Regions from separate parts of the Mus musculus genome. Here regions 1, 2, 3, 4 and 5 are each linked to region 6. Evidence: chromatin loops called from intact Hi-C (ENCODE). Cell type or tissue: left cerebral cortex. All regions are shown on one strand. Region 1 overlaps Zzef1 (zinc finger, ZZ-type with EF hand domain 1). Region 2 overlaps Ankfy1 (ankyrin repeat and FYVE domain containing 1). Region 3 holds the start of Ncbp3 (nuclear cap binding subunit 3). Region 4 holds the start of Cyb5d2 (cytochrome b5 domain containing 2). Region 5 holds the start of P2rx1 (purinergic receptor P2X, ligand-gated ion channel, 1). Region 6 overlaps Gm51906 (a long non-coding RNA gene).

Region 1 (5,000 bases), 280 kb before region 6:
TTGAAACTTTTTTCCTGATTCTGGAATATTTGCACATGCACGCATCAGAGGGGAGGGGAAATGGACAGGAGAGAGAAGAAGGCTCTCTTGGGAGTCAGGGTCCAAGTTTAAACATGAAATTCATGGAGTTAGAGAGATGGCTTGTTCCAGAATCATAAGAACTGGCATTCATGTCCCAGTGCCCTTGTAACAAGCTAGGCATACCTGTGAATAACCCAGCTCTAAGGTGTGTAACCCAGCTCTAAGGTGTGTGTGTGTGGTGGTGGTGGTGGTGGGCACAAAAGACAGGAGGGTTTCTGGGGCTTACTGGCTTCTAGCCTAGCTAAGAAAATGGAATATCCAATGTTCTCTTCTGGCCTCTACATACACATAGGTCCACATACCCACACACATGAGCATAAACTCATACAAACACATAAATAAACAAATGGATAATTTTTTAAATATGAAACTCATTTGTTTTGTGTACAATTTTTTTTTCAGTGCTGGGGACTGAAGCCAGGGCCTTGTGCATGCTTACAAGCTCTATGTTACTAGAGACTGAAGCCAGGGCCTGCGCAGGCTAAGTAAGCACTGTGGCTGTGGCTGGATAACTATTCCCAGCCATACAGTATTTTTAGCTCAGCTTGCATTTTGACTGTGATTTGTGATATGAAGTGAGATGTGGAATTTTCCACTTGTGGCATAAAAACATTTTTCAATTTTGTAATTTTGAATTAGAGATGTTCAACCTACAACACCATAATGTCTAACCTGTTTATCCTATCAGCTGTGAGGACAGTCAATAAGGAAATGGTTGAGAAATGCTTCCTAAAAATGTTATAGAAATTTGAGGGCCATTTTCAATAATCAAATCTTTCAAATCAGAAGAATACATACAAGAAAAAAATGTTTAGAAGGAAAAAATATCCATTTCAGCTTTGCTTATGATTGTCACTTTATAACAAGTTCTGACCTACTTTTGCTTTAATTTACTGTAAAATTTCCAGAAGATCTGCAAATCAAGACCCGCAAAGTCCAGGAAAGACTTATGTTTTAAGCCACTTTCCTTTTGCTGCATCTAAAAAATGATAAAGACAAGAAAAAAAGCAAAATTAAAAAATATATTTACAGAAATATTGAGATGTATCATTTACTTGCTATGGTTAAGAAGTAAGATGACCCACCTGAGTGAAATTTTCATACAACTCAGAAATGTGTGTGTATGTGTATGTGTGTTTCTATGTACATGTGTGCCTAGGTGCATGTGTGTGTCTGTGTATATGTATATGTTTGTGTCTGTAATGTATCTTTGTGTGGTCTATGTATGTGTGTCTTTGTGTGTCTATGTGTCTATATGTGCACACGTGCATGCAAATGTATGTAATACACACGTGGCCACAGAGGCTCTGACTTCATAAACATCAGCCTAACTTTACATGATAGTGGTGCCCAGGATTATCCTGACTTCCCTACATGTGAGCTGCACGTCTGTTGTAACCTAGCTACTATCACTAGGCCTCTCTTCTTTTTTGCTGTGATAAGAGTTCTTAGTGAACAGAGACCCAAACACCATCTGTACACTGGCTCAATAGCTTCTTGTGCAATGAAGAGAAAAGAAAGCTAAGGGTGGACACTGCTATACACACACAAGTTTTTCCCTGAAGTATTCCACAGTGGTGGCAGTACGACTCTCTTGAGTGAACTGATACAATGATTTACTAGTAACTGTAAAAGTCAGCATCAAACCCCAAATATTTAAAATTCAAATCCTGATAGTTTAGTCACGTTAGTAAATGAAACTCCCCTCCAGATATGAGAAGTAATTTTAAGACTTAAAGAAGATCTCATGATGCTGCTGTGTTTGCCAACCCTGGGCAAGCACAAGTAGGGACAGTACCATGTGCCTGCAGGTCTACTCCATGGGACCTTACAACAATGGCCACACACCATGTGGTATTCCACAGACTGGTGCCAAAGTCCACTCTCTCCAGCCTTTTTATATTATCGTGCAGTAAAATATCTGCTATATTCATCAATGCTGCCATCACTTCAGCGGGGCTAAGTCTCAAAGGTCGCCCACTTCCCTTGACACTGTCAGTCACTTCTAGGGGAGTGTTGTATAATAATGGAAGAAACCTACCAGGTCATGGGAAAGCTGCTGGATGAACTGCAGAGTCCTAAGAAGCAGGGTGGCCCCATGAATATTCTCTGTGTCCCTTCTACAGTGGGCATAGAGGATGCTTTGTTCCGCTTCTGCCCTTGCAGGCCGGAGGTACCCACTGATGCTTAAGCCTTGCACGCCCAACCGTTCAGCTGACTCCTGGCGGGTGCAGAGGAACTTCACCATCAAGAACTAGAAAGGATAAAAGAAAAGGACTTGGAATCCCTAAGTACAATGAAAGAACACTGAAAGGCCTTTTTAGAAAAGTTCTTGGTTTTAACAAACATTTTATAAAGCAACATCATGCCCAGTACTTGAAACAGAATAAATTCAGTATCTTCAGGCAACAGAAAAAAAGACAAAATGCAGAATAAGTCAGGTTTTGTTAGGGTCATACCAAGAACAGTGGCCTTCTGAAAGGCAAATATCCAGGCAGGAGTGAGAGAAGTATGTTTGCTTTTTAAGACAAAAACCATGTATTTGATGAAAACAGCGCCCTAAGAAATCACTTCAGTGATCCAAGCAGCACATGCAAGTCACGCACTGGAAGCAAGGCTCTGCTCTGCTCTGTGCTCTGCTCTGCTCTGTGCTCTGCTCTGCTCTGTGCTATCCTCTGCTCTGCTCTGCTCTGTGCTATCCTCTACTCTGTGCTCTGCTCTGCTCTGCTCTGTGCTATCCTCTACTCTGTGCTCTGCTCTGCTCTGTGCTATCCTCTACTCTGTGCTCTGCTCTGCTCTGCTCTGTGCTATCCTCTGCTCTGTGCTCTGCTCTGCTCTGTGCTATCCTCTGCTCTGCTCTGCTCTGCTCTGTGCTATCCTCTGCTCTGCTCTGCTCTGCTCTGTGCTATCCTCTACTCTGTGCTCTGCTCTGCTCTGCTCTGTGCTATCCTCTGCTCTGTGCTCTGCTCTGCTCTGCTCTGCTCTGCTCTGCTCTGCTCTGTGCTATCCTCTGCTCTGCTCTGCTCTGTGCTATCCTCTACTCTGTGCTCTGCTCTGCTCTGTGCTATCCTCTGCTCTGTGCTCTGCTCTGCTCTGTGCTATCCTCTGCTCTGTGCTCTGCTCTGCTCTGCTCTGCTCTGCTCTGTGCTATCCTCTGCTCTGCTCTGCTCTGTGCTATCCTCTGCTCTGCTCTGCTCTGTGCTATCCTCTACTCTGTGCTCTGCTCTGCTCTGCTCTGTGCTATCCTCTGCTCTATGCTCTGCTCTGCACTGCTCTGTGCTATCCTCTGCTCTGTGCTATCCTCTACTCTGTGCAAATAAAGCCAAGTGTTGCCGAAGTTAAGCTTGGGGCAAACTGCTCCCTCAAGGGAAAGTTCCTCTCATAACAGCCTTGCTGTCTTATTTCCAGTTTCACGTTGTAGTTATTTATTTTATACATGTGGGCACATGTATCTCACAGTGTGCTTGTAGAGGTGAAAGGACAAACTGAAGGAGTTGGTTCTCTCCTTCTATATTGGTCCCAGGGATCAAACTCAGGTCCTGGGCTTGGCAGCAAGTGTCTTTACCTACTGGGCAACTCACTAGTATTAAAGGCCTTTCTGAAATTTATTACTCAAATGCATAGATATGCATTGAGCACATACTGTGTGTGAACTCTGAAGAGAGTTCTCTTACTTATTCTAAGATTTATTCTTAAGAAAAATAAATGACATGGCCAGGCAGTTACTACTCTCAGAACTGGGGGAACAAACGCATTCCTCTTGCATCTATGCCTGGGTACTACTTACTGCAGTGTGCCTTTCTGACACATCTCAACCAAACTAAAGATTATGGTCCAATCCACTTCCAGCACTTGGCATAATTTCACACTCTCTTTCAGATGAAGTCTTCTCTGGTAAACCCTAGGGTGGGTTAAACCTCCCTCTGTCATAGTCATATCACATCTGTCTCTCCCAACCCCTCTAACGTTCCAGTGTTGGCTCAGAGCTAGTGCAGTTAGCAATGTTTGTAGAAAGGGAAAGCAGGTAAATGAGTGAAGGACAACCTGGCTACTGCTTACTTTGGCAACTCTGCACTGTTGTAACTTGACATCTGCTTCATCCCACTCTTCTTCTAGCTCAAACCAGCCAATAGGATCATCCTCTCCAAGGTCATCAGATGAGCAACCAATCCTGCGAATGAATACAAATGTAATCATAGACATTTTCTTGCTTCAAAGTTTCTCCAGAGACTGACAAGGTCTCATCCAAATGTTATTTAAGCCAGGCATTTCCAGTGAGATGGAAGAGCGACATACCAGGATGGGCATTTCTGGTAATCACTGAGGAAGAGGCAAGAGTGGCTTCCCTTGCCTAGGTCTGACTAATGTGTGTATAATTACCCTGAGGTCTGAGTCATGTACAAACAACTGAAGGGGTTGATGCCTCATATCCTGGAGCTCTCAAATCTCAGGCTTCACAGACCTCTGTTGATTAGCAAGTCCTCCAAAGGAAGCATTCCATCCTTAAAACAAAGGATAATTGCATCTTTCTCCTTAAAAGCTGAATGGGTAAGTGCTGCTCCCTCTTCAGCAGGCACTCTTTCAAGCACCATTCTTGGTTAGTTGGTTGGGTGGGTGGACAGGTGGTTGGTTGGTTGGCTGGCTGGTTGGTTAGAGACAGTTTCACTAGGTAGCCTTAGCTACTCTGGAACTCACTATGTTGCTATAACAGACATTTGCTTGCCTCTACCTCCCAAGTGCTGAGATTAAAGGCCACCATGCATGACTTCAAGTTTCCATTGTTAAAATCTCATACTACTTGGCCTATGACTCAACTCTCACACTAATAGCTCACTGTATAAGCATGTCTAGCAATCACAGATAACTATGGGGAAAAGTGAAGAAAATGTACAACAGGATCTGGAACAAAGGAAAAATTT
Region 2 (5,000 bases), 170 kb before region 6:
AACCCAATTTCAGATCAAACGACTTCCTCTGACCTCCAAGGGCACCAGGCAAGCATGTGGCAAAGAAACACGCAGGTAAACACTCATATACGTAAAATAATTTAAAAATCAAATTAAAAACAAACGTTTCTTGGTTTTGTAAAATGGGTATGGCAGACTGTGTCTGTAATCTCAGTACGTGGGAAGCTGGGGCTGGAGAACATCTAGTTCAAGTCCAGCCTGAGCTACATGTACCTAAAAAGACTGTCTCAAAACCAAAAATAAAAGAAAAAAATCTGATTATTATTTTCCAACTCTAGTACATACTAAAGGTATAACTGTCCAAACAAAAACTGTCTGAAATGCAAGTTCTCTGAGGGTAAAAGAATCTGGAGGTCTACAGAGTCTAAGAACAGAACTACTGCTTTCATTTACCAGGTATGTTTCAGCTTATAAGACTTAGACTAATGTCTGGTTAAATTATGTGGAGCACAGGATTTAAAAAAAAAAAAAAATCACAACCAGGCTTTTACCAAGCTTAAAATTAAATAGAAAACAACAACAACAAAAACAGTTCTCATAATAGTCAGCCTTTCCATTTCTGCATTGTTATTAAAACATTTACAAGCTGTTCTGTTGTAATCCCAACATTGAAGCTGAGGCAGGAGAATCAAAAGCTCAAGGCTAGTCTGGGCTATCAGTGAGTCTCATGCCAGCACTGACTTCACAACTCCTGCCACTAACAGGAAACCAGATGGCCTACTGTTTCCCAGAGTTCTCAGACTCCAGCCTCACTCCTGAGGCCTCAGTGTTCTACCTGTCATCACATCAGGAGCATCAGTGTTGCTGCCGCGTTGAATGAGTCTGGCTGCAAAGCTATTCTCATCAAATGATGTCCCATTCACCACAGGGAGGTCTTCAAAGGGGTTTACAGACTGGTCTGAAGACACAGTGATGTACTGGACGGCCAGCCAGAGTGCAGTGCTGCCTTCGTGATCTTTCAGCTCTAAATCTAATCTGAAATAAAGAAGCAATGTGAATTACAGGTACGATTTCCGGCCTCCCTTTGTTGCCAACAGCTCCACTCTCTCCCTATATGTTCTAAAGGACAAATTTTATTTTATTTAAGGTCTGTAACTATAAAAGGCATTTTAAGAGAATATTTCAGGCTAGGCATGACAGGCAATAATCCCATCATTTGGGGGACTCTAAATTTCAGGCCTGCCTGAACTACTTTAATAAGACCTCGTATCAAACAAACAAATGAACAATAGTTTCTAAAAATTTTAGTAAGGAAAGATTTTTCACTCACAATCCCACCCTCACAACCGCTTTGCATTTCTCCAGGCCGCCCTACGTACTGTTTACACTGCAGCAGCTGACTGAACACACAGTCGTTCCTGGCCATGATGGACAAGTGTAAAGGAGTCCTGAGGGCAAAACACAGGAAATGAAGTCAAAGAAGAGTCCGCTCAGGAGAGGCAGACACTCACAGCAGGCAGGTATTAGAATCAACAGCCAATTCCATCACTCTGGTTTCCAAAACCATGACCAAGAATCAAAATATGAAAATGACTTTGCTTCTATGGCCCCCGCTCTGTACCCCAATTCTAACCCCGTCCTGGAGCAATGTGGTAAACAGTAGCTTCTGCCACATTTTTATCTCATCTGTCCTCTGTCAATTTGAAAAGAAACTTTGCTCTTTGCTGTAATGTTCTATCAACACTGGGGCACATAGCAGCATCAACAAATAACTGGGTCAATTCTTCATCTCCTGTTTAGTACGCAAGTGCCTGCAGGGAAGGCCGACACTAGAGCACTAGGCCCTGTGCCTGGCCTCTACTGCAGACAGACAGACTGCCCAGGCTTACTACTGTTAAATGGGGGGGAAACAAACACACACACACACACACACAAAAAAAAAAAAAAACCACAAAGAATGAACATGAGGACCGATTGGGAAAATGATTGTGACACAAAGACCCTGGACCATCTTATTTCCCCACATTACACACTGCACAGATCCTCTTCTGACGCCTACCTCACAGAAACCTTACTTCCTGGGTGGATTTTCAAAATGATAAACTGCTCTGGTGATGAGTGATGTCTGTGGCCTGCCTGAAGTTGGTGAAGCAAGGAGCTGAACTGCTCTTCAGAGCCTCCCACACTTCTGCCTCAAAGATAGGCAATTCCTCCCACAATTCTAAACCACAAGCAGTCCTAAGCCAATTCCTTCTGGGAAGATGCAAAAGCAACAGAAACTGGGCTGCAGATGGGTCAGTGGTAAGAGCAGTACTTGTTCTTCCAGGGGACCTAGCTTTGATTCTTAGCACCCAGACAATGGATCACAGCTACCTGTAACTCCAGTTCCAGGGAATCCTACACTCTTCAAGTCTCCACAGGCACTGTGTGCATGTGATATATTGATATACATGCAAGCAAAACACCCATACACAAAAAGTAATAAATAAATAACTTGTAAAAATGTAAAACACAAAACAAAACTCAGAAACATTACCAAATACAAGAAGGGCTGTCCAGTGAAAGTCTGGAGATAAGTTGTTAAAAGTAAAGGTATTTATAAGGCAGAATTTAGGATTTTTTTCTAACCATTTGACCTCACAGAGATAAAACAGGTTGCCTTGAGGTAGTAGTTTCTCTTCAAATTATCCAAGTGATCCTAAAAATGCTAACAACAACAACAACAAAAAGTCCATGAGAGCACGGACTAGATGACCACTCTGGTTGCTTTCAACATGATATAAATTTCTTAGAAACTCAGATTTACTTTAGCTAGGCTATAATGTTTTCTCCAAGTGCTTCTAGTCTTAGTCATGACACTACTTTGCATGACAAATAAATGTTTGCAACTTCAATAAACATCAAACTTAATAATGTCAAATACTGTGTATGTTTATTATGTGCCACCACAAAAATTCTCTTTTGGAGTTAGTGCACTCACCTGCCCTTGCTATCCTGCATGTTGGGGTTGGCACCAGCCTGCAGGAGGGCCTCCGCAATCTGTGCCATCTCAGACATCACATCTGCTGAGTATTTCTTTGGACTGTACAATGCTACAAGGTGTAATGGGGTCTCCTGGGCTCCTGCTGTGGCAGCATTGACAAGGGCCCCGTTCTTAATGAGGAATGTAGAAGCAAAAAGATCTCCTTAAAAAGAAACAACAGAACACACAATGACATGACAGCAACCAGTCCCTGTGGCTAATACATCCTCAGAAGGCAACAGGGGACAACTGCAGACGTAAGGGAAGAACAGCTGGGACTTCTGAAGCAGGGTCTTGGATGGTGGAAACCGATGACAGTCCAGAGTTATTCTTTCATTCAAAAGGCTCTCTTTGCCACCTTTAAATTACCCATGATGATTTGCCCTGGTTCCTTCCTTCAAGATGCTTTTACTGCCTAACAGTAATAGACTTGGGTGGCAGAGATGGCTGAGTAGCTGCTCTTCCAGAGGACCCCAGTTTGAGTCCCAGCATTAACATGGTGGCTCATAACTGCCAGGGATCTGACATCGTCTTATGGATTCTATGGATACACACAAAGACAGACAGACAGACAGACAGACAGACACACACACACACACACACACACACACACAGACACACACACACACACACACGGTAGGTAGGAAGGTAGGTAATAGGTGGGTGGGTGGAAGCAGTTATGCTTCTCAGTGGCCTCCAGGTGGCACCAATTAGCTTCTACCTGGGATTCATCCAACAGTCTAAAACTTGGCCTCAAGGCCAGGTGTGGTGGCGCACACCTTTGATTCCAGCACTTGGGAGGCAGAGGCAGGTGGATTTCTGAGTTCGAGGCCAGCCTGGTCTACAGAGTGAGTTCCAGGGCAGCCAGGGCTACACAGAGAAACACTGTCTCGAAAAACCAAAAACAAACAAATAAACAAACACATACATTAAAACTTGGCCTCAAGGCCAGGCAGTTGACACATACACCTTAAATTCCAGCACTTGGGAGGCAGAGGCAGGTAGGTCTCTGAGTTCAAGGCCACCTGGTCTACACAGAGAAACCCTGGCTCAAAAAGACAAAACAAACAAAAAAAAAAAACCAAACCCAACCAACCACCACCACCACCAACAAACTGACCTCACTAAAATACTGGGGAAGAAAATGGATCCACCTCAGTGCTACTGGGTTTCACTTGAACAGACAGGATCTAATTCCAGTCAAGTCTGATCTCAGATGCTAATCTCTCTTCTCAGAGTCCTAGTTCTACTTTTAAAGAAAGAAAGACGACACAGGCACAAGAAAACTGCAGATGGTTAGATTCAGAGGATAAGCATAATAGAAATCATCTTCTATTCATTCCTTTTTCTTTTTCTAATTTTTTATTAGGTATTTTCTTCATTTAAATTTCCAGTACATATGCAGCTAGAGACACGAGCTCTGGGGGTACTGGTTAGTTCATATTGTTGTTCCTCCTACAGGGTTGCAGACCCCTTCAGCTCCTTGGGTTCTTTCTCTAGCTCCTCCATTGGGGGCCCTCTGTTCCAAAAGACAATGATGGTCTTTCTCTGTAGCCCAGGCTGTCATCTAACTGGCAGCACTCTTCTGTCTAGCCTCTCAAGTGGAAAGATTACAGGCAAGAACCACCATTCTCAGCTAACATTTTATTACTTAAACCTTCTTAAAGAATTACCTGACTTTAAATCAAATTTACTTCACTGGTTAGACCCAAACATCAATTCAAAATTTATAATCATGCATTTACCTGTACTTTATTTAAAAAAAAAGGCTCTTTAGGAACTATCAGAAGTTGAATTAAGGGAAGTTCAGTTCAGAGGGTAAGCAGACAGCAGGACAAAGCAGGGAACTGGAAGCGAGGCCCTAGATAAGGTTCTCAGCAACAAGGAAACAAAGCATTCCACACACTTCAACCTAAACATGGCCAGGATATGGCTCCCAGTCACAGCTGACTGCCTGTCAACTACTGTGAGGGAGTCAGAAGTTCCTTACTGCAAACATCCAGCCACTTGCTTTCCT
Region 3 (5,000 bases), 480 kb before region 6:
TATCACATGGAAATTAAGAAGCTTCACTCTGAGGTATTATAATGGAGGTGATACAATGGTAATAGCAATCACTTAGCAAAAGACAATATTGTCAGATGCTGGGAATAACTCAGTTGGTATGGCCCTCAAAGGTTAGACAGGCAGACAACTAGAAAACCCTATTCTTCTAGGTTGACAGCCAGTGTTTCCATAGATATGCGTTAAGGGCTCAGTTACATGCTGGGTGCTGTTAACAGTTTTTAAAGCGTGCGAATGACATCCAAGTAAGCAGCCCCAAGGCCAGGGACGTGGCGTGACTGTGGCTGTGCTTGTGCTTGCCATGTAAACCTGACAACCTGAATCTGGATCCCCATGTAAAAGCCAGACACTGGCACATAGCTGTGACTCTACACTCGTATAGCAGGACAGGAGACAGGAGGCAGAGATGAGAGAATACCTCAAACTCAAGGCAGGAGGGGACGGAGAGACAGCCGAGCAGATAAAGCCACTGGCTGTTGTTGCAGAGCTCCAGGCCTGGTTCTCAGTACCCACAGGACAACTCACAACTATCTGAAGCTCCAGTCGTAAGGGAACTGAAGCCCACTCCTGAGCGCCTCACACACGCGTTCTCAACGTGGTACACTGACATACATGCAGGCAAATCACTCACACACAAACTTGAAAATAATTTTCGTAATACTACTACCAACAAAAAAAGAAGCCAGATGCAGTGGCATATGCCTTTGATCCTAGCACCTGAAGTGCAGAGGCAGGCGGATCTCTGTGGGTTCAAGTTCAGCCTGATCTACATAGTGAGTTCCAGGACAGCCAAGGCTATGCAGAGAGATCTTGCCTCAAATAAAATAAAACAAATTAAAAAAGATGAAAACAAAACAAAACAAAACAAAACAAAAAAAAAAAAAAAAAAACCCAGGTGGTAGTGGTGCACGCCTTTAATCCCAGCACTTGGGAGGCAGAGGATTTCTGAGTTCCAGGCCAGACTGGTCTACAAAGTGAGTTCCAGGACAGCCAGGGCCACACAGAGAAACCCTGTCTCGGAAAAAACAAAACAAAACAAAAAAAGATGAGAGGTGAGAACCAACACCTGACGGTGTCCTCTGACTTCACAGGAGTGTTACAGCACACACACACTTTCACACAAACACCCGCTCCCCATCAAACATAAGTAAATGTTAAGTAATAAATAAATATTAAAATAAGCATTCCCAGTGCAAACTCTTTCTTGGAAAGGATTGAGCACAGGCAACTAAGGACAGTGATTATCTTTTCATGGAGACGAGCACACACAAACGCTGCCTGAATGTCTTCTGGATACAGAAGGACATCCTTGGGTAGACAGATGTAGATATGTGATACTATGAGATACATATCATATATAGATGAGATATATATCAGCAGTAAAAGAATAAATGAGGCAAGATATTTACTGCTGTGTGAATGTAAATGGTAAAGACCAAGTTCATTAACTCCATCTGCTGATCAAACAATAGCCCAGTCTGTCTCACCTTGGAGGTGACATCGATCCCAGTGATGAAGCTGCCAGCCTTGTTTTCATATCTTCTGCTTGTGTCCTAACAGAAGAGGAAAGATGACAAACTCTGACAGAAAAATCCACAGAAAAGGCAACCTGGCAACTGGCCCTTTTGGAAGTCATTCTTTTCAGCAACTCTTCTCCATTTTAACAACTCTTGTTAGGAGGAAGTCTATCTCTGAGGCTCCACAGAGAGGCTTCCAGACGCCAGGCAGGAGCCTGTTCATAACATTAAGTAATTCTGTCAACTCAGGGTATCTATATAAATGAAAATCTAAAGTCTTTTGTGAAAAAAATGTCAAAAATGAGATAGTCACATAACTCCCCAAACCAGACTGGACACATTTCCCACGAAAGGCCACTAGGTGGCGCAAATGCCTCCAGGAGAATGCTTCAGGTCCTGGATCTCTGGGAAAAATACAGGCTAATACAATGAAGAAAGGAGGGGATAAAAACAGAACTAAAGTCTCAGGACTGCAGCTGATACCCTGGACTCTGCATTCAATCTCCAGGCCTTGCTTTCCTCCACAATACCTGTCTTTCTGACTTCTGTTCTCGTGCTTAAGACAATCCAACATTTCTCCAACAAAACAATCCTGTTTCCATCTCTAAGACTTCTGAGCTTGCTGTCCTCCCCGCTAGGAATTACTCCCTTCCAACTGACATGGTCGGCCCCTTTTTGTCATTTGGGGTTCAAGTTGAATCTAACTATCTCAAGGGACTTTCCTGTGCATCCCAACACACACCAACTGCTTCACATCCCTCCTGGCCACTGTGCTTTTTATCCTATTAACAGGGTGTGTGTGTGTGTGTGTGTGTGTGTGTGTGTGTGTGTGTGTGTTTGTTTTTGTAGCACTTAATACAAAAGGGAACTATTTACTTGTCTCCCCTACTAGGGCAACACCAAGAGGGAGTTCGCTCTTAAGCACCTAGGATTACACCAGCACACAGAGAGGTGTGTGATATAAACATGTTAAACTGACTGAATGGATAACACCTGACCTATACACTATCCACTATAACCTATAGATGTTGTCACCAAAGGTATTGTCATTTGTCATCACTACCTTAGCCTTCACTCATAACTTCAAATGTAAAACCAAGCTGCTATCATGTAATTAAAGGAGGGGGCGCAGGGAGTTCACGTTGTATGTGAAAACCGAGCTATCCAGGCCTCAGACCAGCTTTAAGAAGGGGCATGTGACTACCAAACCACAGGCAAAACACTCCTCAGACCCACTGTGGTTAAAGAAAGATCAAATGTCACTGTGTGTCAGAAGCTGGGACCACCGAGAGTAGACGCAGTGAAGGTGCGGGGACGTGAGGACCCTCATCCACAATACCAACACACGAGTGTCTGCTGTTTGACAGGTCTAGCCCTCCCAAGCGAAGAGAGCTGGTTTAAGTGACACCAACTCGGCCGGGGAAGGAGGACCCACCAGGAGACCTGGATGCCGGCGGCACCTAACACTTTCTTTGAGGGCTGATTCAGGTTCTGTTCCCGCCCGCGGCTCCTTTTTATCTCCAACCAAACACAGCTGATTCCGTTCGGGGCCACCGAGGGGCAGCGAGAGGGGTGTCCCCAACTCTCTCCGAGATCCCCCGCCTCTCCAGCGCTCTCTGCACCCATTTCCGGGCGCCCCGGCGTCCTTTCTCTCTGGCGCTCTCCGGGTCATGCGCGGCCCCCGCCTTTCGGCGCTCGCGCCCCTTTCCCGCGTTCCCGGACTTGCGCCAGTGCCGCCGTCCGCCACCTTCCCTGACTCTCCAGGGACACCCGCCCGGCGACCTCCTCAGCCCCCGCCCCTCTCGCCCGTACCGGGAGCAGTTCCTTTAGGGAGCGCCGCACCGGCACGATTTCCAGCTCGCCTTCTTCCACTTCCATGGGCTCCGGCTCGCCACGCTCCAAACCGGACTCCACCTCGGGCGACGGAAGCCCCAAAGCCGGCCCAGCGGGGGCCTCCGCCTTCACAGACACTCGCAGGCCGCGGACGGCCGCCATAGCTGCCAGCCGGCCGCACCACCGAAAGCCCGCCCCTCACTCCCGCCGCCTAGAGCGCCGTCGCCGATGACCACAGAGGAGCACCGCTATCACCTAGAGCGTCGTCTGTTTCTACCAGAAAGCTGTCCTTATCTCTGGCGCCCCCTTGGTGACCTAGGAACCTGGGGCCGGCTTGGGGCGGGACTTCGCGGGGTAGGGGGCGGGACGAAGCAGTGATGGAGGTGGAGCGTCGTCTGAGGTTCCAAAATACCTGCACTTTGAGGACTATACTTCTAAGAACTGCTGAGCGGTTACCGCGATCTATCATCTAGGCAATCTGAGCGTTTACAAAGTTATTTCCGTAGTAAGCTTTGGCTCTGTCAAGTCTTCCAGTAATTGAGCCATATTATGTGGTCAAAATTTTAAACTAGGGCCCAGTGTAGGGGTTACATGCCTATAATCCCAGCAGTCAGGAGTCAGAGGCAGGCACATCTCTAAGTTCCAGGCCATCCAGGGATCCAAGGTAAAACCCTGCCTACATTTAAACTGGAAAGGGATGGTACACGATTGTATTCCCAGCACTTGGGAGATAGAGGCAGGAGGACTAGGGGCTGAAGGTTATCCCCCAATTACACCAAGGGGCAATTGCTAGTTTGAGGCCAGCCTAAACTACAGAAGATCCTATCTTAAAAGGGGAAGAGGGGTGCTTCAAGATCACAGTGACCTACCCAAAGGGCAGAACCAGAGCTTAGACCCATTTTGTCACTTCTGGGAGCTCTACTCATCAGAGACTCACAAGCAAGATTTCCTGCAAATGTTCCTAGTAAGAGTCTGGCTGGGAAAGAGGAAAGGCTTGTTCAGACTTGAAGAAGGGACTTCTTGTCTGTCATGAGTCCTGATTTTGTGTCTCCTCCTGTGTCATATTTAGTTAGCCCTTTCTAGACCTATCTCCCAATCTGAACCAGGAATAGGTAAGACCATATATCTGAGCCCCTAAAAATCTTTTCAGAGAAAGGCAAATCATTCTAAAACAGAAAAAAAAATCACAAGACTCAGATACACTAGGTCACTTTGGGCATGGCACGGAACCTCAGTTCCTTCATCAGAACATAGAACAGTGACACACCTCCACAGAAGAATATAAGGACCGAATGAGCTAGTTATGTGCGGCTGTAAGATCCAAAAGAGGTGATACTGTACATCCAAGCTTTTCTTGAAATGGGTCTGTACCATGGGACAAACAAGATGGAATTCCTTAGAATGGTACCATCAATTGATTGCAATGCAAAGTACAAAATTGGGTTAAAACAATGGATTGTATTTTCTTTTCTCCTGTTCCCCTTCCTTTCTTTCCTTCCGTTTTTCTTTTGCTGTATTAACAATGCAACCCAGAGACTTGAGCATGCTAACAAAGCCCTTTACCAGTGAGCTTTACCCCAGCCCTCTTGTTTTGAGACAGAGTCTTGCTATGTAGCACTGGCTGGCCCACTA
Region 4 (5,000 bases), 220 kb before region 6:
CTCTGCCGCCATCTTTGTTGAGGGCGGATAAACTGTAAGCCAGGACTTTTTGTTTGTTTGTTTGTTTGTTTGTTTTTTCTCTGTACTGTTCCCCTTTTCTGCTCCACGCTTCACGTTCAGAATCTAGGCTGGACAAGAAAAGAAGAAAGAGTCGGGGGCAAAAGAGTCAACTTTGCTGTGAAGTCTGTCAGTGTCGCGCTGCCGACGTCACGGCCGGCGTCTCTGCTGTCTTAGTGGTGGCTTAAGAGGTGGCTACCTCCGAAGCGTGTCTGGTGTGTTGCTGTATAGATGCTGAGGATATGCGGGCTTGGTGTGGTGCTGAGCCTGGCCGTGGCGGCGGTGGCTGTCATGGCCGTGTGGTTGATGGACTGGTGGGGTCCCCGCCCTGGTATTCGCCTCTTCCTTCCCGAGGAGCTAGCCCGCTATCGCGGCGGCCCAGGGGACCCGGGCCTGTACTTGGCACTGCTCGGCCGCGTCTACGACGTGTCCTCTGGCAGGAGGCACTACGAGCCTGGGGCGCACTATAGCGGCTTCGCAGGTATCGGCGAGGCTCTCACACCTTTTCCTCCTGCGTGGGCTCGTAGCCACGGCTTGCGTTCGTCCAGTAATTTATTCCTCCGCGCCTCGTCATCCCACATTCCTCAGACTGCTGCGGTGGGAAGGACACGGTCCTGGTTTGCAGCTTGGACGCAACTGTGCTAGTTATGTACCCTCCGACTCTGTCTGCTGCACTGTGTGACTGATTCGGAGAAAGATGTGTCTTGTTAGGTAGTGGTTACACTCAGAAGTCTACCTGGTCTCTAGAGCTACCGTGCTTTCAGGCTCTTTAGACTGACCCGAAATAACCTTTCCTCCGCCCGCCTCCGTTTCCCCTAATATAATATTTGAGTCTTTTTTAATTCTAGTAGATGCACTTGTCTGCTTTTCTTTAAAAAAAAAAAATGAGAATCAAGCGGGGAATGAAGTTAGAGCACAGGAAAGCAAGTATCTTTTGTAGTATTAAAATACCTACAATAAACCAGAAGTGGTGTTTTAACTGGAGTGGCTGAGACAGGAGGATCTCTTGAGCTACAAAGATCCATTGAGCCAGGAATTTGTGGCCAGGCTGGCTCTAAAACAACACGAAACAAAACTTCTGACAAAATTTGGTATATTAGCCTTCCTAAGAACATTTATCAAATTAACTCCATTCTGCTGTGCTCCCGTTACCCCTTAACAACGGAGGGGATCGGAAAATGTAATTTGACTAAAAGCCTTAACAAGATATGAGAACTACCAACCTAATAGCTTTTAATTTTTATTTTATGTGTATGAGTGTTTTACTTCCTTGTACAACTCTGAACTACCTGTGTACTTGGTGCCCATCGAAGCCAGAAGAGGTTTTCAAATCCCTGTAACTAGTAAACATGGTTGTGATCTGGGTGCTGGGAACTTTGCTTCTCTGGAGGAGCATCCACTGCTCTTAACCAGTAAGCCAGCTTCCCAGCTACCAATTTTAAAGGTGTTGTTTTTCTAGCCAAGGAGAATACCTCTCTCTTTGTTTATTTGGGAAGGAAGATCGCAGGGCAAGACTGGTAACTAGACTGACAAAAATTTCAAGCAGTCCACCGGTCATTTAGGAGAATTAGGAAGCTACCTTTAAATACAGATCACTCACTTCCTTCTCTCCAGACTTTTCAAACAGTCTAACCTGGGATAGGACCTACCCAAGGACATGGAGAGTTAGAAGCAATGCTAGACTGGAATCAAGAGTTTTTTCTTGCCACTTGAGTGCACTTTAGGACACTACTAACATCTGGTATAGCTGTCATGGATGCATGCACAAGTGTGAACATACATGCTTCCATTTCTGGGCTAGTATGCTCTAGTAGCTTTTGCGTTCTGTGCATATAATTTTTGAGCTCCATTTATTGACTACTACCATGGGTCCTCCCTTGGCCAGGTGCTGAGGAATCCAAGATGTGTCTGACTGCCCACACAGTCTATTAGGGAAGCAAATGTACTCATTTATATAGTCAGTACTTATTTTTATTAAGGCACAAGTCACAGAAAAGTCTTTATGTTAAAGGCACAGAGACAAACAAACATTATCATCACCTAATTTCAGAACATTTTGCTCATCCCCAAGGGAAACTACCCATCATCCACTCCTCTCCATTCTCTACCTCCCCACAACCCTTGGGAATTCCTGTGTACTTTCTCTTCCTATGGATTTGCCCCTTCTATGAATAGAATCATATACCTCACACATGTCCTTTTCTTTTTTCTTTTTTTTTTTTAATTTATTATTATATCTAAGTACACTGTAGCTGTCTTTAGATACACCAGAAGAGGGCGTCAGATCTCATTGCGGATGGTTGTGAGCCATCATGTGGTTGCTGGGATTTGAACTCAGGACCTTTGGAAGAGCAATCGGTGCTCTTAACCACTGAGCCATCTCTCCAGCCCCACATGTCCTTTTCTAGTCTAGCTTTGTAAAAGTAACTTTTATTCACCTGATGTAATTGTCACCTGGAAGGCTTACTGTCTCCTGCTAACCTAGGCCTAGTCCTGGAAGCTTCTAGCTCCCAGACAATCTAATCCGGGCCTAGAATGTTTTCAGCCTCCAAGACTTACTCCTATATAAGCTCACCCTTTCTAGTTCTGTTTGAGCTCTGGCTGGCTGGTTCAACTCAACTGTTAAAGCTCCAACTCCTTTCCAAGCTGACTGATTCAATCTGGCTTCTCTCTCGACCTCTGACTCTATTGCTCAGCTTGGCCTTAAACTAACTCTGGCATTCTTTTCTAATCTGGCTCCTTCTCATCTTCTGGCTCATTCCGCCTTTACCTGTATCTAGTCTGTTCCATCTTTCACTTATCTCTGTAAAACTGCCGCCTTCCCCTCTGCTGCCGGGCTGTTCCTTCTTAGGTTGCCTCTTTTTCCTCGTGAGAGTTGGGCAGATCCTGTCTCTGACTCATTCTGTCAGATATTTCCCTGATTTGTCACTTTGTCAATTAGAAGTCACTACAAACTAACTTTACCTTCTTTGGGATTAAAGTGTACTAAGGGTGTGGCTGTACTCCAGCCTGAGCAGCCACGTTGCTGGACTAAAATTCCTCTACATGACTTTTACTCAGTTTAGAGATTTTGAAGTTCATCCATAGTGTTATCAACATGCAGCCATTTAAAAAAAAAAAAAAAGACAGGTCTTACTATGTTGCCATGGTTGGCCTGGGACTCACTATGGAGATCATGCTGTCCTGATGTCCTGGAACTCACAGAGAGCTACCTGCCTCTACCTCCTTTTGTACCACACCCAGCACTCATTCTTTTTTATGACCAAGTAATACTGTACTGCATGTGTAAATATTACATTTAATGGGCTTTTGGGCTAGTTCCACTTAAAAATTTTTATTTGGTAAGTGTATATGCTTTGTGTGTGTGTGTGTGCCACAGTATGGCATATAGAGATCAGAAAAAAAATTGGGAGTTAGTTCCCGCCTCTTGTTCTTACTTCTTCCAAACTCATCTCTTTAGGGCTGGCTGACCTACATGCTTCTAAGGTGATTTTCCTGCCTCTCTCTCTGCCTCTGCCTCCTCTGCCTCTGCCTCTGCCTCTGTCTCTGTCTCTGACCTTGCTGGAGAACTGTAGGGATTACAGATGCACATCACTGCATTTGACTTTTATGCTTCTGTTCTGCTGGTTGGACTCCAGTTGTCAGGTTTGTACAGCTAGCATTTGTGTCCACTTAGTCATCATGCTAGCCCTATTTTCACTCCTTGTAGATAATTCTGGCATTAGCATTGGTGAGTATGTTTCTGTGTGAATATATGTTCCCTTAGGTTCTGGCTCCTTTGGGAAATTGCCAAGTTGCCTTTAATGTCTCTGTACTGTTGTATATTCCCACAGGAATGCACTTGAGTTTCAGTTTCTCCTCATATCCTTGCCAAAACTTGTTACTAGTTTTGTTTTGTTTTATAATCCTGAGGATTCATTGCAATGTGTCATGCATGCTAGGCAAGAATTTTATTGTTAAAATACATCCCCCAGTTTCTTCCCCTACTTCCATTTTTAGATGAAGTCTCATTATGTAGCTCAAACTGCCCTTGAACACACAGCAATCCTACCTCAACCTCCCAAGTGCTATAATTAGAGTAGTGAACCAGTACTCCTGGATCTTAATGATTTTTTATTGTGGTCATCCTAGTAGGTTTAAAGTACAGTCTCTTCTCTCTGCATCTCCAATATTTAGATTATAAAATAACATTGCTATGTCTAGATTTCTGTGTGGGTGCTAGAAATGCAAACTCGGGTCCTCAAATTTGTTAGTCAAATACTTAATTGACTGAGCCATCTCGTATTTAATCCCTGTTTTATGATGTTTTAAAAGGAAAAAGTAAGTTTTACCAGAGCCTCTAATCTAGTCATGGAGGAGGGAAGAGAGGAAGACAGCCCAATGAGTTATGCGTCAAGGTTGGTGGCAGATACTACTGAATTAAGGACTATGGATATTCTCACAAGGCAAACGGAAGCATTGAGGACTTTGGCAGGAAGTGACATGAGTTTATTTTCATTTAAAATGTCAGTGTGGAGTCATGCAAGGTGACACACACCTTCAATCCCAGCATTCAGGAGGCAGAGACAGGCAGGCCTCTGAGTTAGATGCCACCCTAGCCTACAGAGCAAGTTCCAGGACAGCCAGGACTATACAGAGATAGCCTGCATTGAAAAACAATAAAATATCAACCTAGGGAGTTTGGATCAATCTAGGATAAAAAGTGATGACAAACATAGTTTTAATCCTCGTACTTGGAGGCAGGTAGACCAGTGTCTGAGTTCTAGGCCAGCCTGGTCTATGTAGCAAGTTACAGGCCAGCCAGAGTTATATAGTAAGACCCTATCTCAAAAAACAAACAAACAAAAAGTCTAGTGCTGTAGACTGGTTTGCCAGTTGGGAGTGCTTCCGCTCTCATGGAGCACCCAAATTCAGATCTTAGCACCAATGTTAGATAGCTCACA
Region 5 (5,000 bases), 430 kb before region 6:
TAAGATGTGGCGAATCAACACAGGGAATATTATTTAGCCATAAAAAGCATTGGGTTATTGGTTTATGTCACAACCAACACAGCAGGAAAAAGAAGCCAGATACAAAAAGGCACATGGCATGTGGTTCTATTTATAGGAAATACCCAGAATAGGCAAGCAGTGAGGAGAAGGGGTGTGTGTGTGTGTGTGTGTGTGTGTGTGTGTGTGTGCGATTTTTTTTTTTTTTTTTTTTGGTTTTTCGAGACAGGGTTTCTCTGTGTAACCCTGGCTGTCTTGGAACTCACTTTGTACTTTGTAGACCAGGCTGGCCTCCAACTCAGAAATTCGCCTGCCTTTGCCTCCCAAGTGCTGAGATTAAAGGCATGCACCACCACCGCCTGGCATGTATGATTTTTTGAATGATAGAAATGTAATTAGAAGTGGTAATTATACAACCTTGTGAATAATAAGGACAACATGCTTGTGAGGTTTTGCTTGATTTGAGACAGTATCATCCTGTATTCCAAACTGGCTTGGAACTCACCATGTAGTCCAGGCTAACCTTGAATTCATGAATGTATGAATTCATGATATTCTGGGTACTGAGTGCTAGGATTAGAGGTAAATACCACCATGCCTGATTGGGTCAGAATTGTGGTGTGTGTGTGCGTGCGTGTGTGTGTGTTTATGAAAATTAAAGAAAAACTCAGTGGTTGGGAAGTGCGATTAGTATGCTCAAGACCCTGGGTTTAATTCCTAACAACAAATAAATGAAAGATAAGTTAATTAAGAGAGGGGACTGGAGAGATGGCTCAGCAGTTAAGAGCACTGACTGCTCTTCCAGAAGACCCAGGTTCAATTCCCAGCACCCACATGAAAGCTCACAACTACTCCAAGATCTGTCACAGACAAACATGCAGGCAAAACACTGATAAACATAAAATAAAAATAATTCCTTTCAGGGTTTGGAGAGATGGTTCAGTGGTTAAGATTACTGATTGTTCTTCCAAAGGTCCTGAGTTCAATTCCCAGCAACCACATGGTGGCTCACAAACATCTGTAATGGGATCTGATGCCTTCTTATGGTGTGTCTGAAGTCAGTGACAGTGTACTCATATACATAAAATAAACTAATCTTTAAAAAATAATGATTACTTTCTTAAAAAAGTTAATTAAAAGGGTGGATATTATTTGAAGTCAGTCTCATGCAAGTTCCAGTCACCAAACAAAACATTCAACCAGAGCCAGACATGGTAGCTCACACATGTATTCTTAGCACTTGGGTTGCAGAGACAGAGGCAGATATCTGTGAGTTTGAAGCCAGAACGAAGTGAGTTCCAGAAGAGCCAGGGCTATGTAGAGAGACCTTGTCTCAAAAATCAAACAAACACAAAATCCAGCTGTCCCCCAACCCCCCACCCCTTGACTGGGTCTCACTGTGTAACCCTGGCTGCCTTAGAGTCTTACAACTCACTATGTAGATCAAGCTTGCCTCAAGCTCACAGAGATCCACCTACTTCTAACTAGCTAGGGTTAAACTCGTACTTCCATACCTGGCCAGTCTAGCCCACTTAAACCCACCTAACGAAGTTTTTACCCTGTGTCCCCTCTGCTTTCCAGCAGGAACGGCTAGACCAGTCTGTCTCATAGCCCAATCCCTCCAACTGGAGCATTTCACCTGTGACATCACCTTAACCCAGGCCAGCAGAGTCTCCATCTTCCAGGGCTTCTTCCCCACTTGCCTTGAATGTACAGGAAGAACATGACCAATAGAGTCCAAAGCCTTAACTTTCCTCCTCTGAGCCTGTTCCAGATCTTGGCATCTCAGCCTCTTGTCTGTTGTCTGCCTGCCTGCCTGCCTGCCTGCCTGCCTGCCTGCCTGCCTGCCTGCCTGCCTAAGTCTAAGGCCACTTTCATCAGAACTGTGTTCCAATGCTTGACTTTGTGTCCCTCTCCACCTCCATGCTGCCCGTCCCCAATGTGGGCTTCACCTTGTCTGGTGCCCAGAGACTGACTCTCTCGTCCCCCCCACCCCCGACTTCCCTGCAGCCCCCACAGGACCAGACAAACATCTAGGAAAGAGGAGGATCCTTATAGCGAAGCCCTTTCCCTTCACAAGGAAAGGTCCTCTCCAACCGCTGTCCTATGTAACAGTGGAGCAAGGCTCAGGAGTTTAACCTGCAGGAGTCATTGTAGCATCTGGCAGTGGCCAGATGAGGGCGACAGAGACAGTAGGTGCCATTGCTGGAGCTAGTAAGCGCCCTAGTTAGTGGGCAGAGAAGCCTGGGTTTGGGGACCTGAAGACCTTGCCTTTGGCTCTGCTGTGTGAACTGGGAATTTTAGCAAGACTAGTTGCATCCCTCACCTCTGATACCCCCACCCTCACACCAACAAGAAACATTTGAAACATTTGAAAATGATAGACCATTTCAGGCCAGAAGAAAGGAAAGAGGGATGGGGTAAGGTTCCTGTCACAGGAGGTATAGATCAGGGCTAAGGGGCAGTAGGGACAGTAGACTATCCCTTTTGTTCTGTCCCTGTGACAGTCAGACACTGCTCCTAGCCACAGTTCTGAAAATAAAGTAGAGAGCCCCTGGGGCCTGAGTAGGGACAACCATTTTGATCTCCCCAAGTGAGAAACAGGCTGGGCTTGAGTAGTGACTTCTCCTTCCTGAGGAACTAGCAAATAATTAATGGTGGACGTTTACGCCCCTCTTGTGCTCAGCAGGAGGCTACTGGTACCCATCAGAAAGTTTCCTGGAAACTTTGTAGGGAGTGGGAAATGAGGAGACAGAGCAAAGGTTCAGGGTTGATTTGCCTAGTGACCTAGAAATTCCAGGGCTCCTCTATGGGCCTTAGTCTTCCTCTTAAGCTTGACCAACTTGATTTGTGACCAAGACATAGCCTGAAATGCAGCTGAAGGATCCTGGCTTTGGCTGCACCTGACTAGCTCTGAATCTTAGGGCATCAGTGAGCAGAAGAAAGGCTACTCTAGGAACTAGATACTCCCAAGAGGCTAGTACCACATGAGTAACTCTTTGGGCTCTTAGTCCCAGTCCCCCCAAATGGGGATTTGCAGAGCCCTCAGAACCACACAACACAGGCAGGCAGGGGTACTGGGCGTTCTCAGGCTCCCATTAGGACCCAACCCTTTTACTGATCTCATAGCCTCTAGAGGCTCTTTTTAGTGTGACTGTAAGTAAGCATGATGCTCCTGACATGTGACACTTCTGGTACCCAGCTACCTCAGACCCAGGGCAGACAGAGACACAGCTGTAAGCTTGCGTAGCCAACCAGGTATATAAAACCACCGGTACATGGCTAAATATATAGGACATGGGCAGTCATAGAATACCATGTTAGCCCACACAACACACATGCAAACACAAGATCCTGCCTGGCCTGCTAGCCTTTGCATGGTTCCCAGGCTAGCCAGATAGCTGAAGGAGACCTGTGCTGCTCTGACCCTGTGCCAGGGAAGGAGATGTCACACTTGGGAATGGAGACTACTTCCTGCTCTGTGTCTCCATCAAGATGCTAAGTGTTCAGAATCCAATTGTCTTTTAGTCCCCCAGGGACCTGGATTTCCCAGGTTGTCCTTTGTTCTGACTGGAGAGACGGGAACAGAGCCTATGTTCTGGCGAGTAAAATGAGGCATTGCTTTGTTTCAGTTGCATGAGGAAAGTTGGAGGTGAAAAGGGCTCTTGCAGGGCGTGCCACTCACTCACTAGAAGGGGCCTTTTACAATGTCCTCAGGACCCACAATGGTGTTGCCCCTTGGTCACCATGCACCCAGAGTAGCGTGTCCTATCCTGCATTGGTGTCTCCATCTTGACAGTAGGTTAACAGGGCCTATTCCTTCTTAAGGCATGGAGGCTCACCAGGAGAGCTTTCCAGTGCTTGGAGAGATGAAGGGTACCCCAGAGCTCTGAGGATTGGCACATGTAGAAGACTGGTGCCCAAAGGTGTTGGGAGGGGGACTTAGACTCACCCAATGACGTAGACCAGAACCACCAACTGGATCAGACGGAAAATGACTCCCACCTTCTTGTTTCGTACCAGCACCATCCGGGGAGTGTCATACTCAAAGAAGAAGGCTGACAGCTCATCCTGCAGCCGCCGAGCCATGGTGGGCCAGAAGGGGCTCAGAGACAAGCCCCCCGCACGGCCTCTGTGGTCAAGGGCAGGCTAGCATCTGTGTCTACAGAGAGAGCAGTGGAGTGGCTGGAGGCTTCCCAGCCCCTTAAGAACAGAGCAGGCCAAGTGGGGCCAGAGTTGGAGGTTCGTTGGTGGGATCTGGGTTAGGAGGGAAAAACCCAGGGTGATCAGAGCAGCTTTTGACTGCTGGCAGGCAGTGGAGTACCGGCCAGTGGTGCCCCGTGAAATAAATTCCCAAAGATAGACAGAGGCGGAGCCAGTGAGGCCACCCAGGCCCAGCCCCACTACCCCTCAAGGCTCCGCCTGGGCCCTGCTGGGCCTCCGGAAACAGGAGCTGCTCTCCGGAAACCACCATGGCCACCAGCCACAGGGCCAGAGATAAAGCTACTGGCTACCCCCACTCCAGGAACCTGACAGGACAGAACTGAAGGGTCTCGCCAGGACAATCCCTCAACACTCTACCTCCATCCCCACCCCCACAGTCTCAGAGTAGACAGTTCAGTCCTGGGGACCTGCAGGAAGATGAACAGAACTGATGTCAAGTCCTGTAGCCTAGAGCTACCCTTGGACACTCCCTCTTCGTCAGTCCCTTCAAGTCCAAGCTTGGTCTATACCCATTAACTTCAGCCTCAGGCTGGCATCTCTATCTGCAACCTTGCTCTCCCTCTGTCTGACCTGCTTGACTGTACTCCTGACACCACTCCCATCCCATCCTTACCACCAGAACAGACAGGGAGGTAGACATCTAGACGAGACTAGGGTCACCTATCCCTAGGGAGTTCTGAGACCCAGCTTGGAAAGCCTGATATTAGGCAGTTGTGTCACTTGTTGAGGGCTTGGGGGCATTGTCTGGCTTTTCTAAG
Region 6 (5,000 bases):
ATCTCTGCCTGCCTCTGCCTCCCTAGTGATTGGATTAAAGGCATGTGTCCTCACCACCCAGCTGTCCTACCTATTTTCAATTTGCAGTTACTTCAACAATTAAAAAAAAATCTTTTTGTTGTTCAGTGTGATGGCTCATGTCCTTAGTCCCAGTACTCAGAGACAGAGGCAGGTGGATATTTCTGGGTTCGAGGCCAGCCTGGTCTATAGAGCAAGTTCTTGGACAGCCACAACTACACAGAGAAACCATATCTTGAAAAACAAAACAGCTCTCCAGCAGCCGTGCAAGATGCCCAAAGGGAAGAAGGCCAAGGGGAAGAAGGTGGCCCCGGCCCCCGCCGTCGTCAAGAAGCAGGAGGCCAAGAAGGTGGTCAACCCTCTGTTCGAGAAGAGGCCCAAGAACTTCGGCATTGGATAGGACATCCAGCCCAAAAGAGATTTAACGCGCTTTGTCAAATGGCCCCGCTACATGAGGCTGCAGCGGCAAAGAGCCATCCTTTACAAGCGGCTCAAAGTCCCTCCTGCCATTAACCAGTTCACCCAGGCACTGGACAGGCAGACAGCTACTCAGCTGCTTAAGCTTGCCCACAAGTACAGGCCAGAGACAAAGCAAGAGAAGAAGCAAAGGCTACTGGCCCGTGCTGAGAAGAAAGCTGCTGGCAAAGGTGACGTCCCAACTAAGAGGCCACCTGTCCTCCGAGCAGGAGTCAATACAGTCACCACCTTGGTGGAGAACAAGAAGGCTCAGCTGGTGGTGATTGCCCATGACATAGACCCCATTGAGTTGGTGGTTTTCCTACCTGCCCTGTGTCGAAAGATGGGGGTGCCCTACTGCATCATCAAGGGAAAGGCCAGGCTGGGGCACCTGGTCCACAGGAAGACATGCACCACTGTTGCCTTCACACAGGTTAACTCGGAAGACAAGGGTGCTCTGGCTAAGCTGGTGGAAGCTATTAGGACCAATTATAATGACAGATATGATGAGATCCGTCGCCACAGGGGAGGCAACGTCCTGGGTCCTAAGTCTGTGGCTCGCATTGCCAAGCTGGAAAAAGCAAAGGCTAAAGAACTCGCCACTAAATTGGGTTAAATGTACATTAAGTTTTCTGTACCTAAATATAATTACAAAATTAAAAAAACAAAACAAAACAAAAACAAAGAAAGAAAATCCCTTCTGTAGCTTTGCAGGATGGCACAGTGCCTGTTACAAAGTCGTGAGGAGGCAGAGGCAGGAGAGAGAGAGAGAGAGAGAGAGAGAGCGAGCTTTTGTGGGGCAGAGATTTCCAGACTAAGGATTGGTGGGGGATTTTAAGCACCAAGCTTGGGGAGCTCAGGGATTTGGTGTATTTTCATGTTCAGGGATTGGTGGGGTTTTTTGTGGGAAGGAAGCTCAGAGATTGGTGGGTTTTCGTGCTCAGGAATTGGTAGCTTTTTTTTTTTTTCTCCTTCCTTCCCCCTTTCTCTACATGGGTCCATGAGTTAGGATGGTGTCTTAGTCAGGGTTTCTATTCCTGCACAAAACATGACCAAGAAACAAGTTGGGAAGGAAGGGTTTATTCAGCTTACACTTCCATACTGGTGTTCATCACCAAGGAAGTCAGGACTGGAACTCAAGCAGGTCAGGAAGCAGGAGTTGATGTAGAGGCCATGGAGGGATGTTCTTTACTGGCTTGCCTCCCCTGGCTTGCTCAGCTTGCTTTCTTATTGAACCAAGACTGCCAGCCCAGAGATGGTCCCACCCACAAGGGGCCTTTCCCCCTTGATCACTAATTGAGAAAATGCCTGACAGTTGTATCTCATGGAGGCATTTCCTCACCTGAAGCTCCTTTCTCTGTGATAACTCCAGCTGTGTCAAGTTGACAGGAAACCAGCCAGTACAGATGGGAAGTTCTTCCCAGTCTCAGGTGGCTTTGGCTGAGGCACCAATTCTCTGGAGCTGCTTGGGGAGGCTGGAGAGAAGGGGCTGACATTGCACAGCTCCTGTGATGGCTGCACACTGAGGAGGTGTCTAGGTGCCACCATTTTGACAGGTCCTGTGGGAACATCTATGGTGACTGTAAGCTAGGGCAGAAGGGTGGGGGGACAGCAGCTGCTGCTTTGATTACTTTTGTAGCACACTGCTTTAGGGACTGCAGAACCAACTCCTGAACGTTGTCCTTTGCCTTGTACTCATACACTGTGGAACGTGGAACACACACACACACTTTACATTTAAAACAACAACAACCACCACCATAGCAAACTAAAGAAAACCCTGAGACCCCAAGTAGTTGATCATAGGGTTTTCCCTTCATGGTTGGAGCCTATAAACTCTGCTGGTTTGCAACTTGGCCCACAGCCTCTTGGCATCTTAGTTGATAGTAGCTTTTTGGTTTGTTTAAGAAAAACACATTTCTCTCTTCTAGGTGGAAGGTTCATCATATGAGGATTGCTTCTTCCTCATCATAGACTTTACAGTATGGATGCTGTGCCCTGTCCTACAAGGTTCATGTGGGTGAGCACCAGTAGCCTGCCCAGGAAAAAGACACACTCCTCACTACCGGAAGTGGGGTTGAAGAAGGCCTCTTCCTTTTTTCCAGCATCCTTAGTCCCAAGTCACACTGATATAAAGGAGGGTTCTGAGCTTTGGTACTGAGGCTACTCGTGCCCAATGTATAGATGGAAAGACAGAGTCTAGCCTGGGTCCAACCTCTACTTCAGCGCCTGGGGAAAGCTGTCGTTCTAGACCCCCACCATGTAGCACACACCGTACCTTCAATTTCTGGAGCACGTCGAAGTGCACTGACCGCGGATCAGCAGGCCGGTAGGTTTCTGTTTTCTACTTAGTTTTTGGTGCCATCTGGTGGCCACGGTTCATCATAGCTCTGATTTGCTTCAAAGGCTTCTGACAAGCAAAGCACCTAGGCAATCATTTCCTTTGTCATCTTCCCATTTTGTTTGGGAGGTTCGGAAGACTTCCGGAAGCCACACCCACTTCCTATGGTCAGCGGGATCTAGCGCTGGGATGGACTTGCTAGCAAGCGACCATGGCCGTACTACGACATCTGCCTTGCTTTTTCTTTTTCTTTCTTTTTTGTTTGTTTTTGAGACAGAATCTCTCTCCCTCTCCCTACCCTCCTCTCCTGTGAATCTTCATGTGCACATGCACACGAACACACACACACACACACACACACACACACACACACACACACAGAGGAGTGCATCCCTAAAATAAAATAAAAAGTAAATAGGGGCTAGTGAAGTAGTTTAGTGTATAATATCAAATATGAGTCATTTTTGTTGAAAACTGTAGAACTTGTGTTTGGAACAAAGAAGTCAAAGCATTTTATCTCTCCCACTTTGTAAGCAGGGGTTATATATCTTTCCCACCTCCTCTCTCCTATCCCCCACCCCTGCCAGTTAAACCTTTGTTAACACAGAGGGCCCCTGTTGCGGTTCAGTAACCTGATGACCTGGAGAAGTGACCCTTTTCCCCAGGGAGCAGTGACCTCTTTCATTTCCTGTACTTACGCCAGTTCTTTTCCTTTCTTTTTCGACAGGGTTTCTCTGTGTAGCCCTGGCTGTCCTGGAACTCACTCTGTAGACCAGGCTGGCCTCGAACTCAGAAATCCGCCTGCCTCTGCCTCCCAAGTGCTGGGATTAAAGGCGTGGGCCACCACTGCCTGGCTATGCCAGTTCTTTTCAAACTAGCCAAATGAATAAGACTGTGCACTGGGCAGGTGAAGAAAAGACCAACTCACAACCTGCATTAGAATAGAAATCAAGGGCATTTCCTGTCTCTTTGTGCTCACTCTTCCGAGCACAAAGTAAAGTTTCAAGAGTAAAGTTTTGCCGTGTCCGCTGGAGTGGTGGTCTCTTTCTTTGCGACCATGAGCTTATTTCTATCAATTGATAAAGGCATTTATTTGCTGCCAATTGTGATGATCTGAGACCCACACGGTATGAACTCTCACAAGTTGTCCTCTGACCTCCACACACATGGCTGAACGTACATATATGTACACTCAATAAATGTGATTTGAAAATGGTAATGATAAGTTGTGTTGGGTCTCAGAACTCAGGTTAAATGGCTGACAGAAGTGCCTAATAACATAACAAAATGCCTTTAATCCCAGCACTCAGGAGGCAGGTGGATTTCTGAGTTCGAGGCCAGCCTAGTCTACAAAGTGAGTTCCAGGACAGCCAGGACTATACAGAGAAACCCTGTCTCGAAAAACCGAAACAAAAAACAAACAAACAAACAAAAAACAAAAACAAAAATAACATACCAAAGCAGCTGCTGGCCTGCCTTCCGAGCATCACCAGTTATCTGTGCTCCTCCCAGCATTTCTCGCTCCGCCCCCTACCTTAAACCCCTCCCTCCCGGGGGCTGGGATTCTGCTTCCCTTCCCCTTGCAAGATCCCTTGTAACAGTGGTTTTGGCTACTCCAATCTGTCAGCAGCTCCTCTCTTGCTTTCCCTCCTCTCTCCTCTCATGGTCTAGCTTAGTCGGCCAGCCACGTTCAGTCTGGTCTCATTCCTCTGCCTGCTTTTCCTCTTATATCTACAATAAAAAAAAAATCTTCTCTATACTTTAGTAGTCATGTTTGTTTCATTTTTTCATGCAGTTGGTTAACACATTTAGACTATAGAAAATACAGTTTGTTTATTCTCCTAGCTCCAGTTTGAAGGCATTAAATAAAACTAGTACATGCATTCTTTTTTGTTGTTTGTTTTTTGTTTTTGTTTTGTTTTTGTTTTTTTCAAGACAGGGTTTCTCTATATAGCCCTGGCTGTCCTGGAACTCACTTTGTAGACCAGGCTGTCCTCGAACTCAGAAATCCGCCTGTCTCTGCCTCCCGAGTGCTGGGATTAAAGGCATGCACCACCACACCCGGCTAATTTTTATTTTTTTATTATTTTTATTATTATTTTTTATTTTTTATTATTTTTTTTGGTTTTTTCAAGGCAGGGTTTCTCTGTATAGCCCTGGCTGTCCTGGCGCTCACTTTGTAGAC

The links. A loop is a pair of places that touch in the nucleus more often than their neighbours do. Peaks named below come from ENCODE experiments on the same cell type or tissue, not always from the same donor. Only the 100,000 strongest peaks of a DNase experiment are listed, where the experiment ranks them.
Region 1: it touches region 6 in a loop (2.8-fold over the local background); 2 of 42 quality-filtered maps call a loop at or near these places.
Region 2: a loop joins it to region 6, with 4 times the contacts of the local background. A loop is called at or near these places in 13 of 42 quality-filtered maps.
Region 3: it touches region 6 in a loop (2.8-fold over the local background); 3 of 42 quality-filtered maps call a loop at or near these places.
Region 4: it touches region 6 in a loop (2.6-fold over the local background); 2 of 42 quality-filtered maps call a loop at or near these places.
Region 5: a loop joins it to region 6, with 7 times the contacts of the local background. A loop is called at or near these places in 12 of 42 quality-filtered maps.

What each region holds. Positions count from the first base shown.
Region 1 is chr11:72,847,894-72,852,893 of GRCm38, reverse strand. It overlaps Zzef1 (zinc finger, ZZ-type with EF hand domain 1), which reads right to left. Exons shown (of 55, transcript NM_001045536.2): 12 at 4,141-4,252; 13 at 2,123-2,335; 14 at 960-1,060. Among named protein-coding and RNA genes, the nearest start is that of Gm26121, 31 kb to the left of the region's middle. In left cerebral cortex, no CTCF peak of the experiment used is centred here; DNase peaks (open chromatin) are centred at 569, 2,232 and 4,481; H3K27ac peaks cover 1,054 bases.
Region 2 is chr11:72,736,398-72,741,397 of GRCm38, reverse strand. It overlaps Ankfy1 (ankyrin repeat and FYVE domain containing 1), which reads right to left. Exons shown (of 25, transcript NM_009671.5): 8 at 2,942-3,146; 9 at 1,341-1,409; 10 at 797-996. Among named protein-coding and RNA genes, the nearest start is that of Gm46287, 26 kb to the left of the region's middle. In left cerebral cortex, a CTCF peak has its summit at 3,706 (motif pointing right); a DNase peak (open chromatin) is centred at 2,162.
Region 3 is chr11:73,046,430-73,051,429 of GRCm38, reverse strand. It overlaps Ncbp3 (nuclear cap binding subunit 3), which reads right to left and starts at 3,563. Exons shown (of 13, transcript NM_025818.3): 1 at 3,348-3,563; 2 at 1,506-1,571. The coding sequence starts at 3,530. In left cerebral cortex, CTCF peaks have their summits at 1,891 (motif pointing right) and 3,664; DNase peaks (open chromatin) are centred at 1,899, 2,925 and 3,643; H3K4me3 peaks cover 1,902 bases; H3K27ac peaks cover 1,307 bases.
Region 4 is chr11:72,791,051-72,796,050 of GRCm38, reverse strand. It overlaps Cyb5d2 (cytochrome b5 domain containing 2), which reads left to right and starts at 212. Exons shown (of 4, transcript NM_001024926.3): 1 at 212-538. The coding sequence starts at 289. In left cerebral cortex, a CTCF peak has its summit at 2,328 (motif pointing right); DNase peaks (open chromatin) are centred at 191, 444 and 3,822; H3K4me3 peaks cover 1,057 bases; H3K27ac peaks cover 1,050 bases.
Region 5 is chr11:72,998,422-73,003,421 of GRCm38, reverse strand. P2rx1 (purinergic receptor P2X, ligand-gated ion channel, 1) reads right to left here and starts at 4,277. Exons shown (of 12, transcript NM_008771.3): 1 at 3,971-4,277. The coding sequence starts at 4,107. In left cerebral cortex, CTCF peaks have their summits at 2,186 (motif pointing right) and 4,387; DNase peaks (open chromatin) are centred at 2,197 and 4,453.
Region 6 is chr11:72,568,620-72,573,619 of GRCm38, reverse strand. It overlaps Gm51906 (a long non-coding RNA gene), which reads left to right. Exons shown (of 4, transcript XR_003949712.1): 3 at 2,406-2,803. It also overlaps the pseudogene Gm12712. Among named protein-coding and RNA genes, the nearest start is that of Spns3, 21 kb to the right of the region's middle. In left cerebral cortex, a CTCF peak has its summit at 2,848 (motif pointing left); DNase peaks (open chromatin) are centred at 3, 2,837 and 4,372; H3K4me3 peaks cover 225 bases.